Regions from separate parts of the Homo sapiens genome. Here all the other regions are linked to region 1. Evidence: chromatin loops called from intact Hi-C (ENCODE). Cell type or tissue: ascending aorta. All regions are shown on one strand. Region 1 holds the start of CDIN1 (CDAN1 interacting nuclease 1). Region 2 overlaps DPH6-DT (DPH6 divergent transcript). Region 3 overlaps LOC105370767 (a long non-coding RNA gene). Region 4 overlaps DPH6-DT (DPH6 divergent transcript).

Region 1 (5,000 bases):
CCTTAACCTTTTCATGTCTTAGTTTTTTCACTCTGTACAAAAGGGAAGAGGAGGATAACAGCAATAGTACCTGCCTGGCAGGAAGTTATGAGGATTAAGCGAGTCTGTGCATGGGGAGCCTGTAAAACAATACCTAGTAAACGCCCTGTCCATTTTTATCAAGTAGTCTTACTTAGCCTATTTATTTATGGCCAAAACCGCAGTTGCTCTTGCACCAACCTAATATTTCACATAGACTATCCTCTAGACACCACGCTATATAATCTTTTATTTGTACCAGCCTGTTAATCTTAAAAACAGCCCATGCCCGGGCGAAGTGGCTAATGCCTGTAATCCCAGTACTTTGGGAGGTAGAGGCTGGAGCATCACTTCCGGTCAGGAGTTTGAGACTAGCCTGGTCAATAAAGCGAGACTTCATCTCTAGAGAAAAATTTTAAAATTAGCCAGGTGTAGTGGCATGTGCCTGTAGTCCCAACTACTCGGGAGGCTGAGGTGGGAAGATCGCTGGAGCCCAGGAGTTCGAGGGTGCAGTGAGCCACGATGGAGCCACTGCACTCCAGCCTGGGCGACAGAGTAAGACTCCATCTCTACATCAAACATACACAAATAAAACACCTCCATGAATTAAATCAGTTTTACAGACAAAAGAAATGAGGCTTCGATGGATTAAGGAATTTATTCAAGGAGGTATATCTAAAACTTCCAACCCAGGCATTATTCCAGATGAAAAATTTTAAACCACTTACAGGTTCTCTAAAGTCTAAGCACCTTTGCTTTAGTTTGCTTAAATTGTTGAAATCAGAAGAGAAACACAACACATGACCTTCTAAGAACCAAACAGATTTTAGAAAAGAGATTAAATGAGGGACTGATATCCCAACAAATTGCTTTAGGAGAACTGAGATCCATTCACAATACATATAGAAAATAAAAAAAGATTGGCTCATTACTCCAAACATTTATTGAGCGCCTACTATTTTCTGAGAACTGGGGTTACAATAAGATGCGATTTTAGACCTTGAGCAGCTAACTGCAAGGAGTGAAAGTGACTTTTTTTTTTTTTTTTGAGACGGAGTCTCGCTGTCGCCCAGGCTGGAGTGCAGTGGCGCGATCTTGGCTCACTGCAAGCTCTGCCTCTCGGGTTCACGCCATTCTCCTGCCTCAGCCTCCTGAGTAGCTGGGACTACAGGCGCCCGCCACCACGCCCGGCTAATTTTTTGTATTTTTAGTAGAGACGGGGTTTCACCGTGTTAGCCAGGATGGTCTCGATCTCCTGACCTCGTGATCCGCCCGCCTCGGCCTCCGAAAGTGCTGGGATTACAGGCGTCAGCCACCGCGCCCGGCCAAAAGTGACATTCTTTACTGCCGGCTGTTTGATGACGTCGGATTTGTTTCAAGTCTGTTTCTCAACAAGGACAAAACTGCCTTCCACGCGATGTACAGAAGTTGTAGGGCTTCCTCAACACAAGCCAAATTATGTTTACAGCGACCCTAGTGAGTTTTCCTGCTCGGACCATGACAGACTTGGTAGAGTGAAGACATGGTTTCTCGGCAGGCCAGTCCACGCTCCGAGGAGCGCTCAAACTGGCGCGTTAGGAAGTGTATTCAAATCGCGCGCTCTGGCAGGGGCTTTCGGGGGCTCACGCTGAAGGATCGCGGGGCACTCGTGAGACCTGCCGCCTGGTCTGTGCGTCAGGCCGCCCTGGCTTCTAGTAATTGGGAGAGTACAAAGCATCCCTTGTTGACCCTTTGATCCTAGGTGGGCGATGCCCTGGATTCCTACCTGCCTACTGAAACTCTGGCGCGGCGCCTTTCCAAGGGCGGCCGCTACTTCCTGGTTGGTTTGCCCTTAACTGACATGGCGGCTAGTTGCCTTCGGCGCACCACTGCGGCTGCTCAGTAAGCCAAGCTAGGGCACTCTGGTGTACAGCCAGTCCCCGCCGCGGAGGTGCCGGTGGAGCCTGGGACCGGGCGAGTCTCCGCCCCGCTTTTGCAGCTAGGGGTGTGTTTCAGGGGGGATTGGGGCAAGCCAAGCAGGCGAGGACCCGGGCCTGTGCCGCTTTGCCTACCCCTCATCCCTCGGCACCAAGGCTACTTGAGCCCCAGGGTGTTTTTTCCTTGTTCCCGCCACCTCCTGGTCCCTGGCCCAACATGATACTGACCAAAGCTCAGTACGACGAGATAGCCCAGTGCCTAGTGTCTGTGCCGCCTACCAGGCAGAGCCTGAGGAAGCTGAAGCAGAGGTTTCCCAGGTAAGTGTCCATCTCTCCCCTCTCACAGCCCTTTGCCTGCAGCAGCAGTGCCTGGGCCGCCCAGGCAGCGCTTAGGAACCACGTGTCACACATGAGTGGGGAGGAACACCAGTGTCAGGCGTTAGGAGGTCGAGGTTGGCGAAAAAAGGTTTATTCTTTCACTCGCCTTCCACACAAAACTCTTAACGGTGAGTTCATGGCAGCCTTCCAAGGCCTTGCAATTAAATTCAAGTCAACAGATATTTATGGAAAACGTGGTACGTGCTAGGTGATGGGTGAACATAGTAGGTGCTTCATAAATGACCAGAGGTTAATTGACAGATAGTAGGAATGAATGATGGGTGGGAATATGAATTGTAGATTCGAAAGGAGCAAATGGAGGACCCTTTTCAATTGGCCGTTGGAAACAAACAAGGGAGCATAGAGGTAAAGCGGCTTCATACTGTTTGACTGTGGCTTGTACTGTTAACTGTGGAATTAAGTGACCTCAAGGGTTCTCAATCCAATCAGAGAGCAGGGTACCCAGGGATTCCACTCTTGGGTCATTGGCCATTTGAACAACCAGATCTAAAGTTTCTCCATATATGTTATGCATACACACATTCCGGGTGTATTTCATACTTCCTCCCCCAAACACTTCTTTTTTCAGCGATTTTAGAATTATCCAACTTTCTAAGAAAGGACTTTGGGAATTATGTAGATTTCTCATTTTAATGAAGTGGAAACTGAGACCCCAACATTACATGAGGAACCAGTTGAGGACAACCAGGTCACTGTATTTATGTTGTGTTAAAAGCAGAGAATGTTTGTTTACTTTTTTCCTAATGAAAAACCAAATCCAAACCTGTACCATTTTGTTTTGTGGCACTGAGCATGGTTATTCCTAATGGAGAGCTTCCCCATCCTTGACGTATTCAGTCCCTGAACAAACACGACAGAAGTAATTTCTTGAGAAAAGAAAGGTAATTGGATAATAGGTATCAAAGTACAAATTGAAGCATAAGTTTAAGTTCTGTTATGACTTTGCTTTTTGAAGGACTTGGTTTTCCTAGTCTGTAAAATGAAGGAGTCTCTTTTCAATATTATCCAGATTTGATTTAGGGCAATATTTATCCCTTTATAGCCTTTAGTATTTTATCAGACTTGCTAAGAAGGAACAAAATTGACACATAATTTAATTTTCTGTCATTAACTCTTGCCAGTTCTGCACATGAACAGTGAAATGGGTGAAGACTGGTCAGCCAAGGGAATAGGTAGATTTTTCTGGGCAGTTTTAAGAAAGAGCATACATTTTGATATTCTCCTCTCACTATGTATGCAATCACTTGTAATTTTGCTTTTTTTTCTCTTCCTCTCCCTCTTTTTCTCTTTTTCGTTCTTTTCTCTAGCAAATACCTTGTCTTCTCTATAATAAGTAAGTGTCTGTTACTTTAATCAACACTTACAAAAGCCTCCCTTCTGTCTGGTGTATTCTCTTATGCTCTTTTCTTTCTTATTCATGATATACTCAAATCTTTTTCACTTCTCCCAAATGCCATACAGGGAATAAATAACAACTCTCCTTCCACAGGAAACTTTATTTAGAGAGAGCTGAACTACTAATCCGCAAAAGAAGGGATTAAAGAGCTATTTAGGGCTGGGTGTGGTGGCTCACGCCTGTAATCCCAGCGCTTTGGGAGGCCGAGATGGGAGGATCACTTGAGGCCAGGAGTTCCAGATCAGACTGGGCAACGTAGCAAAACCCCGTCTCTAATAAAAATCCAAAAAATTAGCTGGGTGTGGTGGCATGTGCCTTTAGACCCAGCTACTCAGCTACTCCTGAGGCTGAGGTGGGTGAATCACCACATCAAGGTGATTGTTACCTTGTTGCATTACAATCCATTGGCCTATTTTGAACTTGAATGGATCTTTTACCCATGCCTGATTTGTTATCATCGTGCATTATTCCTTTGTAAAATGTTGCTTGTGAGTTGTGCAGATCTTACAAATGTCACCTTTCATTATACAATATCAAAAAATTACATTTGTTAATATCATCTCTAATCTCATCAGAAGTCTGTAAGATTTGAAGCTGTCAAGCTTGTGGTGATGGATATGAGCATTCCAGTATTTGAATTTTCCCTTGAAAGCTCAAATTTTATCATTGGCAACAAATGCTATTAGTTGTTTTCCTTGAAATGACAGGCTCACATTGTTTATTTTTGAGAAAGTGTCTGCCAGATACTTAAATCTGAATAATATACTTTGTTATCATTAATTCAAGTAAAAATGGTGTTCCCTAGAAAAAGTAGCTAGTTCAGCTCTCAAACAGTCATACAAGTGCTTTCCTGGGAGGCAACCATCATACTTTGATATGAAGTATATGTGCTTTGTATTTACTCTAGTCATACAGAATGTTAAAAGGTTGTGTATTCAAGGGTTGAGATTTAATGCAATTAATAAGAGAATATTCTTTAGTGAAAGTCTTGTTTTGTTTTGTTTTTCCTGCACGTGTGTGGCAGTGAATACAGTGACTACTAGTACAGTTATGATGCCTATGATTTGTGCCTTGTTTTATGCTCAGGAGCTGGCAGTTTTACTCACCATTGTTTTTGTACCATAAGTCCAAATGTGAATACAGCGCAAAAGGAAAATACTATCTTGCTATTTTTATAAAAATAGTCGTGTTGACCCTGTAGACCTGTGAGAGGGTCTCAGGGACTCCAAGTCCACAGCCACACTTAGACAATCACTAGCTAATTCAAATCA
Region 2 (5,000 bases), 830 kb before region 1:
TTGTAGATCACTGTGCCAGTTTATTAGTTCCATACGCGTACCCATACATTGTTTAATTTCAATTGAATAGGCTTGTAACAAATCAAATTTTATTTGTCCCCCTTGGTTTATATACTGATAGAAAGTTTTAATGAATAGATTATTGGTTTCTTCAGTAAATAGCCCTTCAGCCCACCTCTGATTGCTCAGGGCCTGGCTCAGAGTGACCATTGAGAAGGCACTTTTCTTTCCAAGCCTCAGTTTCATAGTCTGTAAGACTGATATAAATATGATCTCTGCTTTAAAGAGTTATTGTGAAATTAAATGCGTTAATCCATATAAAATACATAGCACAGTTCCTAGTATATTGTAAGCATTTAATCAACGTGACCATCATGATTGTTATTATTATTGATATTAATTGCTGAAAGAACAGAATGTTTTTGACACCAAAGGACCTTACAGATGAGTGAACATACTGCTATTCATTCTTATTGTCCACAAATAAAAATTGCTAAGTTATTGTTCAAATTTTTATTCCAAACAATATTTTACAATTGTATGTTCTTCTGAGGTAATTCTCAGAACTTGCATTTCAGTGATTTAACATCATGATTCTTTCTATGATTTGAATGATTTAATTAAAGGCCATTCTTCTTAAGCTTAGCGCTTAAAAAAGTCTTAGTAGAATTAGGCTTTTAGAAATTCTAAAAATATGAAAGAGAAAAACATTTGACTCCCCAGATATGTGCAAGCAACAGCAAACCATCAGATCAACTGAATAGATTAAAAGTACCATTTAACATTAGCTAAATATCCTTTTATTTTCGATATAAAAAACAGTAGAATTCCAGTGGTAACTAATGTAAATAATTTATTTTTCCTCATTTAATGGCTATAGTTCTAATGATATCGTCTCATCATGAGGTAAAATGTAAAAATGCTTAAGGACTCAGTACTCTAAAATAGATTTTTAATATTTAAAAGGTTTGTGCGATTTTAAATAAGGCAGTGCCACCCAATATCATAGCATGCTTCATGAGAAAAAGATGCTAAATTTCCTTGACCTAGTTTCATCTTCATGTTTAGGAAACAGTGTCTAAGAAGTAAACAAAGTAGTTGTGCCTCATGTAGGAGATGATTATTGTTTGAATTTATGATTCATGCCTTGAGCAAAATTTTGTTTGTGGCCTCATTTGCAACCATAATTTACAACTTTACCAGGGATATGCTGTGTATTTGGAAGGTAATATATCAGACTTGCTTTGTACTGGAACAGTTTTCTAGCTCTGGGTATAGTATTTTCTGTGTTTCTGTTAGCTATAAAATTTCTAGGCATAACATTTATTGTAGCAAATATGGAAATTAAAAAAAATTGCATTCCCCTTAGGAATGTCTTATTGTATTTATATTCTGATTATGGTTAAATCCAACTATTGTTTAAAGGAGTTGTTAATCCTGCAAATATCTGGTTGCAAAAGTAGGAAGATTTAACTTTTTCAAATTTTTAAAAAAGTAAAGATTGCATCATTTTTGCATTGTGTGTAACTCTCATCTAAGAAACTAATAAGTAACATGTGACTCCAATATAATGTTTGTGTGTGCCCTTAAAATTCAGAATTTTTTTTTCTGTTGCAAATAATAAGTAGACTATAATACTGTAAAATGAGTTTTGCCTGTTATCTTTCATCTATAAGTTAGTGAAGAATTTCCCACAGTATTTATTGGAAGTTCCATTGTCCATTCTAATTTCAATTGTCTTAATACATATGGAAATACCGGGGATTTTATAATCAATCAATCAGTCTACTCCAAGTTGTAGAGATCCTCAACTAAATGTAATGTATTTTCTAGCACTGACATTTATTTATTTGCATCTTTGTACTGCAATTTTTATTAGGATGCTCTTTTATTAAGGGTAATACTTATTCCTCCAACTAAACATTTAAAAATTAACTCTAAGCTTCCACTAGTTTGAAAAATTTCTGGTAGCTTGATTTGAAAATGTAATTTTAATACATATGATTAACAAATATGATCCCATGCTATAATTTTAAAATACTGAAATTATTATTCTGTATCCGATTATATAAGTTTAAAAACAGAGTTAAAAATAGAAAATATTGCCGTTTTTCTTGTTTTCTGATATAATTAATAAGAAAAAAAGCTAAAAGCCCAAGGGAAGTTTAAAAGTGTAGAAAAAACTTGACAATGAACATTTGCCTAATATGCTTGGTGCTACATGTACTTACAGCGTAAAAAATAGATCAACCTAGAATCAGACTCTTCCAGAAATTCTTTCCATCATCCAGTTCTTAGCAGAGTTTCTTCTGACATAAAGGTAAGTAGACTGAATAGTCTAGTGAGAAAGAAAGCGATCACTTTTTCTGGCCGTTACAGTAGAGAAGAGAGAAGTAGGATAATGCCTTTAGTCACAATGCTGGGACTTCAAAACAGAATTAAAACTCTGTTTAGGAGAATGTAGGCTCAAGAATCATTTCGACACTATTACATATTTCTTTTCTTCCCCCAGTAATTATTCATTCAGCTATTATAACTAACCACAGTAATTTTCTTAGAACAAAGGAGAGCATGGCAACAATAGCTTTAAAAATGACGAAGTTTAAATGCCCAAGGTCAGAGTGTAACGTTTTGATTTCCATAAGTATTTCAAATGCTACAGGCTTTATGTAATAATTTTAATGTGAAAAATATGCAGGCCACGCTTCACTGCTCTTTGCATATACTGCAAAGAGGGAAAAAAAACCTTAAAAATTGCTTAGCTTTAATTGAGCAAAGGGATTCACATGTGATCTGAACTTGTGGTTCATAATTCCTCTAGACAGCTTCGGTTGCCGTGTGATGATCCTAATTAAATTATGTAACGGCACTGAACTAGCTAAGCTAAAGGGCCTGTTCTTTCACATCACCTGGTGACTTAACTCTTTACAGGACTCTGGGTTTGGGGCTTTGGTCTTCTACCACAATCTTGTGTGTTTTTTCATTGTTAAGGGAAGGAAAACACAGTATTGATGGAATCCGCTTTAGAAGTTTCGGCCTGTAGGTGGCAGCATTGTAAGGTTTTGGAAGTCGTGAGCTCCCAGGTCTCTGCTTGCCTTTCCCCCAAGCCTCATCCACCCGTGCCACATCAGGGGAGCTAACATCACTATACGCTCATGTCAGGTAAAACTAAAATGGAGAGAAATGTCGTAGTCAAAAAATTAGGCTTTGTTCACTCCCGTTTGTGTTTCATTATATTTCTGATGACACGGTACATTTCTAATTCTGACCTGAGATTCAGCTAAAGGATTTTTCTCAGTAGTCAGGCGTCAACCCATGGCAAACCATACTTTTTCAAGATAGGCGTTTTACCAAGTAAAGAAAGGAAATTATTCTGGGGGAATAATTATTTAACTTAGCCATGCCTATTTTAATCACTTGGGAACAAGTTAGACGGCTTCGTGGGGCCATATAGAAATCACCTAACGAGGTCACCTCACAGTAATCTCAGTGTCCCTATAAAGGTTGGCTTCCCTCTCTTCCTCCCTCCTTTTCTCCCTCCCTCGCTCCCTCTTTTTCTTCCTTTCTGCTTTCCTTTCTCCCTCTCCTTCTCCCTCCCTCCCTTCCTCCCTTCCTTCCTTCTTTCCTTCCTTCCCTCCCTCCCTCCCTCCCTCTTTTCCTTTCCTTTTCTCCATGTGCGGTCACCTTTCACTCAAGACCTGAGATTACCTTTCTGATTTGGCAAGGGTGGAAAAGAAACGAAGGTTTACCAAGTAGAAAAGAAATAAAAACTTCACCAAATTTGATACATTTAATTTACAATTCATGATTCATGTAGCTTTTAATGATGTATTGTTTTATGCAATATGAATTTCTCAGATTATATCACTATAATACATAATAAATGCATATATGTGGATGCTAGCATGGATTTTATTGACTGTGATGTTTTCCTTAGACCCACAGAGATCTTGCAGTCTTACCTCGCACACTTCTCTCTGAAAGTTGTGCTTCAAAAACTTCCCTAGGTGATAATGGCAACAGTGTAGTGTAAGGACACTGGTTTCAGGCCTTGTATGAAGTCTTTGGTTAACTGAATCCTTGGGGAAAATCATTTCTGAGGTCAAGATTGACAAAATTGTTTAAGTATTATTGAAAATATAAAACAAAATTGTTTCCTCAATAAATATAATTAGCTGCATATACTGCAGTTTCAAGAGCAAGCACTGATGTTAGGACCAGCTCTTTAAATAAAATAGGACCTCTGTGGTCTCTGGAGGGAACATGCATAAAGCAAAGTAAATGATTTTCTGTCAACACTAAGTAGACAGGTGCTTACATTGAACAGCATTCTAATATGTCTCTGAATATTTATGTCTTCTTTTTCAAATGCATTGCCCATGAATGTCACAGCTGTCAAAAATCTGTACACAAGAAGATAAAAAATGAAATTAATAAAAGGCAGATCAACATTTCGTTTGTTTGGAACACTTTTCCCCCTTGCTGCTTTCTTTTTTCTTTCTTCTTTTTCTTCTTCTTCTTCTTTTTTTTTTTTTTAATTTTTAACTCAGCTGTGTTTTAGGATTTTGGTACATCTGCATGTTCTAAAAGGCCAACGGAAATGTAAGTTGACTAGTTGTATTTGGGCTGGCACCAGGGCCTGTCTCAGTATTTAAACACCAAAATAATCAATGGAATTAATGGCCAAGAGGAACAGGGTCTGAGGATTTTTCTAGCCATTTCCGCTGTCCATGCGCTTGGCTTGCTTGGGTGCCACAAACGAGATTCTGACAGGTTGTCACTGCCCTGACCTGAAACTCAAGTTTGTGAGGTGAGAGGCTCTTAAATCTTTTGGCTTCTGTAGCCCAGAGTTTTAGCTGTGCAGAGTTAGTGCCAAAACAAGCCATCATGTGCCCTCAGAGTTATAAAGGAATTTGGTTTTCAGAGCAGAGATGACTAAATAGAATTGGTGGTAGATCAAAGCAATGAATAAAAAGGTCTATTTAGTCATCAGATCCCTG
Region 3 (5,000 bases), 220 kb before region 1:
CACTTTGGGAGGCCGAGGCCGGGGGATCACGAGGTCAGGAAATCAAGACCATCCTCGCTAACACGGTGAAACCCCGTCTCTACTAAAAATACAAAAAAAGTAGCTGGGCGTGGTGGTGGGCGCCTGTAGTCCCAGCTACTCGGGAGGCTGAAGCAGGAGAATGGCGTGAACCCGGGAGGCGGAGCTTGCAGTGAGCCGAGATGGCGCCAGTGCACTCCAGCCTGGGCGACAGAGCAAGACTCGGTCTCAAAAAAAAAAAACAAAACACACATTTGATTTGATGCCTAACGTCCACCTAGAAATAGCAAAAGTGACATGGGAAAATTTCCAGTCCCTGATCTGCAAAAGAGTAAAGTAAAATAATCATGTCAATACATAATTTTTAGACTGTTCTATACAATATGCATACTTACATATAACTAAATATACAAAATGTAGAATGGATTCTGATGCCAGGCCCTATTCCCTCTTGCTTGGGGAGTAACCTTGATTCAGTCTGGCTGAAGACATAGTTCTGAATCCTCTTCTGTGTCTCTCAGATGGAGTTCGTGTCACCTTGTTTGGGAAGACCAGCATTTTGAAGTTGGGCTTAACCACAGTTGGTGGTATCGTTTCCTATGCATGTTTAGGTTTGATCCTACTAATTTCAGTTAATATTGGTTTTACTTTTTCTATTATAAATTCTTAGATGCAGTGTCTCGTGTTAACCTAAGTACAAGATAATAGTGGTCACCACGCTCAATATTCTCTTAAGTACCAAATAAATGCTATTTAATTTTTATGACTCAAGAGACTTAAAAATTTTTTTTTTGCAGTAGTTTGGTCATATCTACGCAAATTGAGATTGAAGAGATTAAGATTTCAGCCCTGTGTTTGTTGTGAACAGTTTGAGAAAGTGTTGCTTGGGGCCTGAAGTATCTGGGAAATTGTCAGATGTCTCCACCCCAGCTGACTAGGAAGAGCTAGCCAAATTTTTCAAACCATAGCCTAACCTTTTCTATTATTTTGACGACAGGTATCTCTTTAGCCAGATCTACAAAGTCAAGGTTAACAGAGCTAAGAGATAATTATCTAGGCAGTTTCCACCTCCATTAGAATGATGATGGCTACAATTTTCCACTTTATTTTCAGTATGTAGACTGAGCACATGGAAGCCAGAGAAGAGATGCTTAAGTCAAATTTCCAAAAAGAAAATTATTCTTAATCATTCTAGTACAGAAGGTTTGGAGAAATTAGGATTCACATTTACTAGTGGTGGGAGTATAAATTGGCAATTTGGCAATGTCTAGTAAAGTTGAAGATGTGCATTTCTGATGACCCAAAAATCTACACACCCCCTTTTTTTGTTTTTTTGGTATGTGCCCTAGGAGAAAAAAGCACATACCTGTGCACAAAGACACATCGCTAAGATTTACATATACTTATACAATTAAATACTGTGTTCCAGTTAAAATGACTGTGGCTTAGATCTACCTGTGTTACCACTGGTAAATCCCAAACATATAATGTATATGAAACAAACAAGATACAAAAGAATGCATAGGGTGTAATATCATTTTCAAAAGGTTAAAAAAACCTGTAAAATAGCATATATGTTGTTCATAGTCATAAAAGTATGTAGTCAAAAACAATCAGAAAACATTTATATGCATGAACTCATGATAACCATTTCCTTTGAGGAGACAGAGAACAAATAAGGATAGAAAAGGAATACATAGTAATCCTCAACTATATCTATGAGATTTATTTTCTTAAAGCACACATACACACACACACACACACACACACACACACACAGACCCCTAAAGTGCAATGTTAAGATTTGATAAAATTGTGTTATGGGTCCATGGATTTTTATTATATTATTCTCTATAGTTGTCTACATGTTTGAAATATTTCATTATAAAATATATATTTTTAAATCATCCAAGCGCAAGAATATTTATCAGAGGAATCACCAAAGCAAGGAAAAATAAAACATCCCACTCAACTTCTTTTCCCCATAAGAAACCATGAATTATGGAGCAAAGAATGCCTTGTATTTATGAGAGAGATTCTTCTAAAGGATGCCTCACATTTATAAGTGAATATCCCTGTAAAGATCACGGCTTATTCATCCTAAATTCCAGACAAGAATATCCTACATTGGATTTGGTACAAGTTTATGATCCCAAAAGCATTAAGGTTAGCTCTGCTTAACATTTTATTTCTTAGCAGAACACTTTAGGAATTCCGAGAGAGGATCGCCCAGCTCGATCAGGGTGTTACACTGCCCTTGGAGCATTGGGAAGATAAGATAACTGTGGAAATAAATGATAGAATGGACTGAGCCCTTAGTGTTGCTGTGTTGTTTATCATACTTGTAAGACTGCAGCAATCAGAACATATGTATGCATTTTTCCCTTGAAACATCTTTTGAGTGGTAGTTGTGTGAAACAATGATCTGTTGAATTTAATTCACAGATCAAAGAGGAAGGAAATTAACCAACACAGTAAATTGATTATTTCATGGGTGACATAACCAAGGCAATGATTTATCTTAATAAAGGGCAACTTCCCTCTAGTTCTTAACTGAATTCCAGCCAACGCAATAATACTCGGCTGTTAATGACTTTGATGTTGATGTGGAAAAGTGAATGACTGCATAATCACTGAAATGGGACCTCATCACAGTTGGAAACGTTTAAGCCAAATCATTTTGGACTGTGAAAAGAGCCCTGAGTGGTGGATATTGGCTGGGTACCAGATCTTCAGTCTTAACTAAACAGGGCCTGAAAACTTTATCATATTGCACTGCTCTGGCTGGACCATAACTCTGACAGCTCACAGAGACTGGAGTTTAATATATATGTCTGTGGCCTCACAGAGGGAAGAAAGAATTCCAGGGCTTACAGCACCGATAATAAATACATGTCTATCAGCATTCAGCTGAAAGTGTAATTAGTTAAATCCGTCTTTGGGAGAGGGAACAGAAGAAAGGAAACAGAAGTCAACTTAAAAAAAATTGAACCAAAAGCTTATTTTTATACTCCACGTTACTAAATATGGCTTAAGAGCTTGCGAGACAGCGTTAGTCATAGATGGCAGCCTCCACCTCCTCCCCTCCTCCACTCTCCATCTCTAAATAATAAAATGAACTAAAATTAGAGCTGCATTCAAGTATGTTTGCTTGATTATTATTATTTGAGTTTGAGCTGAGAAGTCTATGAGGAGAGGTAGCACCCTTGGGAATATAAGGGACTCCCTGGTGTCCACATTTTTTACTTCTAAATGGAGAAAAGGAAACCAGCTTTGGTCACAGCCCAATTGTCATCACCCAACCCAGTAGATTTCCTCTTGGGCTAATCAGATGCTGGATAACATCAACTTCCTAGAGTTAAATTATTACATCCACGTATTATAATGCTAGTCTTCAGCAAGTGTCTCCAACCCACCCCATTCTCCCCTAGTCTCCACCCTATTCACCCTCTTCACAACCTCCCACTGTCCCCAGATGCTCCTAAACATAAGTTTCAGGGACTTGTCCAAGTGAGCCTATACCAAGCTCTGCAGCCACAGCTTGGTGACCAGGACTTATAAGAACACAGCCATAGGCACAGCTTGAGGGGCACCAGACACTTGCCTGTTTAAATACCACAGAGCCCCCAGGCTCAAGAAACTCAAGATGTCTGATTCTGATCATTTATTTTAAAAAAAATCTGTCTTTAGGGGCAAGGATTGTTAAACTGCTCATCCAGGCCTGCAGCTGAGGTTGACTCAGAGCTCAAAGCTGGAAAATGCCCATGTGGCAAGATTAGAAACTCATTTGTGTGGTTTCTGTGGCCTTGCCGGGAGCCTCCTTCTTTTCTCTCCTCTCTCTTTAAATCCAAGCCTTCATCAGTTTATTATTTTAAAGGCACCCTTTTCCTGCTGAGTAAGTGACATGGCTGCATCCAGGCAGCTTTTCCCCAATGCATTAATGACCCTCGAAGATTTTATTCCTGTTCAGCAACCTACTTAGATGAGGTCATCTGGGAAACTTTCAAATAGTCTATACCTTTTCTTTTTTTTTTCTGCTCTTCTCAAACTGTTCTCCTCCATGTGCAAGAAATTCTTTTCTTTTATTCCCTCTCCTCAAATTCAATCTGAATCCAAGTGCTTTTAATTTTTAGCTGCATTTTGCAAGCCTGGACTTTCAGGAATATATGTTATGAAAGCACTGAAAGAAAAGACTTTCTTGTCATCAAAACCATAATAATTATGTGTCAAAGATAATTACTGCTTGGTGTGTAATACATCTAATACCAAGTGACAGAGAAAGTAGTCTACCGGCAGACAAGAGTAACTGCCGGCTGGCTGAAATCTGATATAAAATTAACCACCAGGCTCAAGCTCTCTGCCCACTGGAATTTCACCAGATAAAGGCCACCTCCACCCCCCAAAATAATTCTTAGCAATGGTTAGTTTATTTGTGTTCTTTGTTGGGAACTTTTTAAAGAAATGCTTATATTGGTATATGTGTAAAAATTAGTTGTGTCTCTCATAAAGATATAAGACTGTATTCCAAATGCCCATGTTGCATATGCCATAGGGAGATTATCTGGAGAGTTGAATTGTTAATACAACAGCTAAGAACACAACGAAACTCTGGGAAGTAAGAATGAGAAGCTTTCAGAGATTGCTAGTAGTTTGGCTCCATAACACCTGAATTTAGAATCTAATACTTATATAGAAAACCAATGCATTGAAAGCAAAGCATTTAAGGATGTGAAGATGGACCACAACACTGCTGGAACAAAGGGAGGTAAAGAGAATCCTAGGGATGCTACCAAAGTAAAACGTGATGGTCCTTGGGAAATTTCCCTGAGTTGGGCTGGGAAACAACTATTAAAAAAAAAAAATCAAGCATGAGAATTCTGCTCAAAGGTTCCTTTTGGGCAACTTTATAGCCGAAGATAAGGGCCAACTTCCTTTTTTGATCAGTGATGCCCCTGGCACATTTCACCACGAGCAAAATCAGC
Region 4 (5,000 bases), 880 kb before region 1:
AATTAGCCAAAGGAGGTAGTGAATTAATGTATCAGAACTGTCTAAATACTTACCATTTTATCAGCAGACACCAAGGTCCTAAGGTAAAAGGACTTGGAAAGATAAATAATGGTGGTGGAAAATGGTGAAGTCAAAAGCACTGGGCACTGTCCAGGAAAAAAGTGCTGAGGGTGGAGATGGGGGGGATGAAAGGGAGGATTCCTGGTCTGAAGAGGTAGCATGGGGATTCTGAGAACCTACCTTTGGAGAGGACACTGAAACAGAGCTCGGCTTCACAATGTAGCCTAGATTCGGTCCTGGGCAGTGTTATGATAATGATGGAGGATTGATGGGAGGACTGGTACCCAGGTATGGGAGGGGGAATGTGATGCTTCAGAGTCTCTGTGACCTTCTTGAAGAAACAGGAAATTAGTGATTCTTCAGAAAATAATCTGTTTGCAAGAACCAAAGTCTCTAAAAGTGTTATTCTTGACATGTTCACCTGACTACGGACAGTGTGTGTTGACTGACCAGTGGAAATTTTCAGTCTTCAAATAGATGTGCTCCTCTTTTCAAACCTGAACATGACATTAGCAAAATCAATTCTAACCATAGCCAGTCCATTCTCCAATCAGATTTACTTAGGAATCTCATTATAAAGCCAAACTTCTTTTGTAAATGTTTTATTTTAAATCATAGCACCATACTATTGTATAAGCAATAATTGTTTAACTGATTTTTTAAGCAAACTACCGTATTAAATATACAAATGTAAGAGTGTAAAGGCATGGAATAACAATATTATTTCAAGTTATATTTAAAGTGAGATTGCTCTGATAAGTCAATACACTAGGAGCTAGGCTGTATTGGAGACCCCGATGATTACTTCTTTATATTCAATTAGTGCATGTTTGAAAAGCTGCTAAGAGTAATCTGATTTTAGTTAACTGTTCTTAAATCTGGTTTGAACTTGGCCTGCTAGTCCTTTGACAGATCTGTGGGGTGAAAAGAATAATGGACTAGTTTGAACTTGCTCTTAATGCTTGGGTTTGGGTGGTTCTAGAATTAGACAGATGGCCAGATGGAATTAATGGGAAAATATTCAAGCCCAGGATGTGAGTTTTAATTGAAAAGCTTTGGTTTTCAGTAACAGAAAACAACTCAAGCTACTTAAGTAAATATTGAGAATTTATTATAGGAATATAGAGATATTGATGGGTACCTGAGGGCAGGAGTGTAGCTAGCCCTTAGAAAAGATTGAAATAGTCCTAGGAAAGTCAGGAAAGCCAGAAAGTACTCTTTCTCTAACTCTTTCTGCTTCTGGTACATATGGCTGGCATTCAGGTCTCTGAGGCACTTGATATACTTCCATTTATTTTATTTTATTTTATTTTTTGAGACAGAGTCTCACTCTACTACCCAGGCTGGAGTGCAGTGGTGCAATCATAGCTCACTGCAACCTGAAACTCCTGGGTTCAAGTGATCCTCCTGCCCCTGCCTCCCGAGTAGCTGAGACTACAGTTATCCACCGTGTCTGGCGGATTTTTTGATTGTAGAGGTGAGGGCTTACTATGTTGCCCAGGCTGGTCTCGTCTCAAACCCCTGAGCTATAAGTTTCCTCCTGCCTTGGCCTCCCAAAGTGCTAGGATTAGAGGTGTGAGCCACTGCACCCAGCCCCATACTTCCAACTGAATGTAAAAACTAATGGAACTCTCTTATCATTGAATTTCAAATTCCTAGGAGAAGTGGATGACCTTAAAGTGGATCAGCTTTTCATCCTTGATCTAATCACCTCTTTGCAGTGGAGTTGGGTAGGGTGAGTGGAGAAGTGAGGTAATGATATATCAGCCAGCTGGGGAGCTACTCCTATGAGCAATTCCAGAGAGATGAGTCAGTGAGTTGAGCAGACATCTGAGAGTAGTCCTATAGAGTTTGAAATGGGGCTCCCAGAGTTGGTGCAACAGAGTAGGAAACAACGAGAAGACAAGTTAAAAATAAAAATGAAAATGGCAGCAGAGATAAAAATTGATAAAATTTTGTATCAACAAGAATTGGAGTCAGCCACTCTTAAACTCCTGGGCACGAGTATTTATTTCCTCCCCTTTGCCGGCGTGGAAGAGGGCGCACTATGGGAATTTCACCTCCTCCCTAAGGCATTTCCTGACTAGTTGTTTCTCACTGATGCCCTTAAACTATAAACCTCTACGTTACTTGAAACTTGTACCTCACTGAGCTCTTGCTAGTATACTAGCTTTACTTTTTCTGGTGTTGTGTTATACAGATAAATGATAAAAATATGCATATACATATAGCTCTTTCAGCTTAGGCTTCATGTTTTTTTTTACTTTATAGCCCACCTGCTTCCAAGAGTATATGGGGCAGCAATTCATCTGAAGATTGGGCTACTCAAAGGCTATATATGCCTCTTTTTCACTCTTCAGCATCTATTATTATTTGCAAAATTAGAAAATTGTGCTGGATGAGCTCTCAAATGCCTTCTAGCCCGAACAGTCTCTGATCCCATGGTCTAAGATATAACCTATCCCAAGTAAATGTAAAACTTTGTGACAAATCACAACCACGGGGAGTTTGTGACAATTTTTAGCCTGCAGGTGTTGCTGTGGTGTAAGAAGAATTAGGAGATGGTAAGGAACCCATCAAACAATAGCGATAAAAAAGATGTTTTTAAGGATTCTGTTTACATCCCACAGGCAGGAGCAGGTTTCCCCTGCTCCAGCACCTCTCTGTGAAAGGACTGGGGTTGGTTTCCCGAACAGGGCAAAAAGCAGAGGGTGTGTGTTCTCGCCAGCTGGACCTCGATATCTGAAAGGATGTCCTGTTTACATTTGGCACCAGAGCTTAGTGATTGCACTGCCTGAGTGCCCAGAGAATGAGATAAAACTCAAAATAAATTTTCACACAAGTTTAAAAAATAACACTCTGCTGACCCTGTCATCATACCACCTGGGATTAGTTTACCAAAGGCCTGTGTTTCAAAAGAATGCTTACTAAGGAGGGTGAGGCCGTGGTATCCACGGAATGCATTTTTTTTTTTTTTTTGGTGGCTAGGAGGATTTTCTTCATCCTTTCTCTTTTTCTTCCCCTTATTTTTTCTTCCCCAACACCCATCTTTTTTTTTTTTTTTAACATAGAGAAAAGGGAGAGGCAGAAGCTTGGCTGAGAGCCAGACTCATTTCATGAAGTGACCTGTGTAGGTAACTGAACGCTACACCATATACTAAGCATTCAGTATAAAGAAAATTAAGCAAGTCTATTTTAAAGCCTGAAAAGTTTATTTTTTCTTTTTTTAATGAAATAATTTCATTTATGAGGAGGTGTAGGATGTGGTGGCGAGGATCCAGAACAAAGAAGAAAAAGGAATGGGAAACTGGAAAATAAAATTTGCAGGTGAAAAATCATCATGGGAGACAAAAACTCTTAAACACCAGAGTTTGTTAGTCTCGGCAGCTGGAGTGCTGTGAGAGTTGGACTACTGGTTCACTGCAGATTTTTGTTAAGCAAACATTCTCTTATGATGCCTACTCAAAGGCCTCTTGTCCTTTCTGACAGCTCGCCTCTCTGACCCCCTGAACTGGTTACAGTTAACACTAAATATTGCCATCTTTTATTGTTGGCTACCATTCTGCCTTAAATTCTTCCATGCATGAAATGTATAGGGAACTATATATACGGAGATGGCTTCAAGTGTATAAATTGTCTCCCCAATGAAATTGGAAGCTTCCTCAAGGCAAGTCACCACAGAATTCCATATTTTAGGCATTATGGTACCTACACAGAAATTAATCAAGGAAGACCAAAACAACCTAGAGGTTTCTAACTTTTAGTCTTCCCCCTCCCCCGAAAACGTGTACATTTTATGATTTCTTTGTTTATTCTACACTGCATGTACAAAACAAGCTTTGGATACCAAATTGTGTGTATTTCAGGATGCCAGCATTGCTTTTGCAATAAGTGGAACCAGAATTAGCAATTGAATAGCCAAGTAAATGAAGACCAGGTACTCAAAACCCACCATTTATCATGGGTTTGCAAGACAACTGCGTTTATTTCACTCTACATGTGAGAGAACATGCCTAGCAATCAGGTCAGCACTATGAACATTGCACTGTATTTATCTTTAGTCCCTAAACATTGTGTGTAATCAAGGAAGTGAGATGGAGTAATAAAAAACCATTATAGAGTTCTGAAAGCCCTCAATTTCATATTTACATCTTGGAACCAGCTCATTCTGACTTCATAACTCCTTAATTAGAGGCACAGTCGTTTTCTTTTCTGTAGGGCATTTTTTTCACCCTCACAATACAAGCATACATTTGGTAACTAATACCAGCAATTAGCCTCATCTGCTATGTAAATGAGTGTAATTGCAATTAAATACTTTAGTAGGCCCAAAGGGAAAACATGCAATCATTACAAAGTAGAAGAGCATGGTTAAGGGACATTTTGAAGTGTTAGCAGAAGTGCTTTTCCCTGTGGTGTCAGGAGCCTTTTCTATGGTGAATTATTTCACTGGGAGCCCTGGAACTTGACTTGCATTTCTTGTTCTATTTTCCTACAGAGTTCAGAAGAAAACTGCCCTTTTCAGCATTTCTAAGGGTTGATTGGTTTTGGTAACAATTGGTTTGGAGAATTGGTTTCTCTTCATTGTAGATCCAGGGCTTAAAAATGTTAGCTTTCAGCTGTGTTTGGTGTACAAGTTGGAGAAACAACGCTATTCGCCAAAAAGATATTTTTTAGTATCAATAATTGCTGATTAGTAGATCTTGAGGTAGAGAACTGTTGGAAGAACATAATACACATAAGAGAGAGAGATGCCCTACTAGGGAGTCAAGCAGTACTGGTACTGTTATCAGAAAGGGCTCTAGATCTAGACCCCAAGAGAGGGTTCTTGGATCTTGCACAAGAAAGAATTTGGGGTGAGTCCATAAAGTGAAAGCAAGTTTGTTAAGAAAGTAAAGGAATGAAAGAATGGCTACTCCATAGGCAGAACAGTAGCATGG

What was found. Peaks named below come from ENCODE experiments on the same cell type or tissue, not always from the same donor. Only the 100,000 strongest peaks of a DNase experiment are listed, where the experiment ranks them.
Region 2: a loop joins it to region 1, with 2.3 times the contacts of the local background. A loop is called at or near these places in 2 of 110 quality-filtered maps.
Region 3: it touches region 1 in a loop (2.0-fold over the local background); 2 of 110 quality-filtered maps call a loop at or near these places.
Region 4: a loop joins it to region 1, with 2.5 times the contacts of the local background. A loop is called at or near these places in 5 of 110 quality-filtered maps.

What each region holds. Positions count from the first base shown.
Region 1 is chr15:36,577,710-36,582,709 of GRCh38, forward strand. It overlaps CDIN1 (CDAN1 interacting nuclease 1), which reads left to right and starts at 1,917. Exons shown (of 11, transcript NM_001321759.2): 1 at 1,917-2,252. The coding sequence starts at 2,152. RefSeq lists an enhancer at 2,036-2,155. In ascending aorta, no CTCF peak of the experiment used is centred here; a DNase peak (open chromatin) is centred at 1,892; H3K4me3 peaks cover 2,369 bases; H3K27ac peaks cover 1,062 bases.
Region 2 is chr15:35,748,758-35,753,757 of GRCh38, forward strand. All of the region lies in intron 2 of DPH6-DT (DPH6 divergent transcript), which reads left to right. Among named protein-coding and RNA genes, the nearest start is that of MIR4510, 180 kb to the right of the region's middle. In ascending aorta, a CTCF peak has its summit at 3,037 (motif pointing right); DNase peaks (open chromatin) are centred at 3,064 and 4,851; H3K27ac peaks cover 1,413 bases.
Region 3 is chr15:36,354,439-36,359,438 of GRCh38, forward strand. The region is part of intron 1 of LOC105370767 (a long non-coding RNA gene); the gene reads right to left. Among named protein-coding and RNA genes, the nearest start is that of CDIN1, 220 kb to the right of the region's middle. In ascending aorta, no CTCF peak of the experiment used is centred here; a DNase peak (open chromatin) is centred at 3,090; H3K4me3 peaks cover 529 bases; H3K27ac peaks cover 2,534 bases.
Region 4 is chr15:35,695,057-35,700,056 of GRCh38, forward strand. All of the region lies in intron 1 of DPH6-DT (DPH6 divergent transcript), which reads left to right. Among named protein-coding and RNA genes, the nearest start is that of DPH6-DT, 150 kb to the left of the region's middle. In ascending aorta, a CTCF peak has its summit at 2,633 (motif pointing right); no DNase peak of the experiment used is centred here; H3K4me3 peaks cover 334 bases; H3K27ac peaks cover 3,532 bases.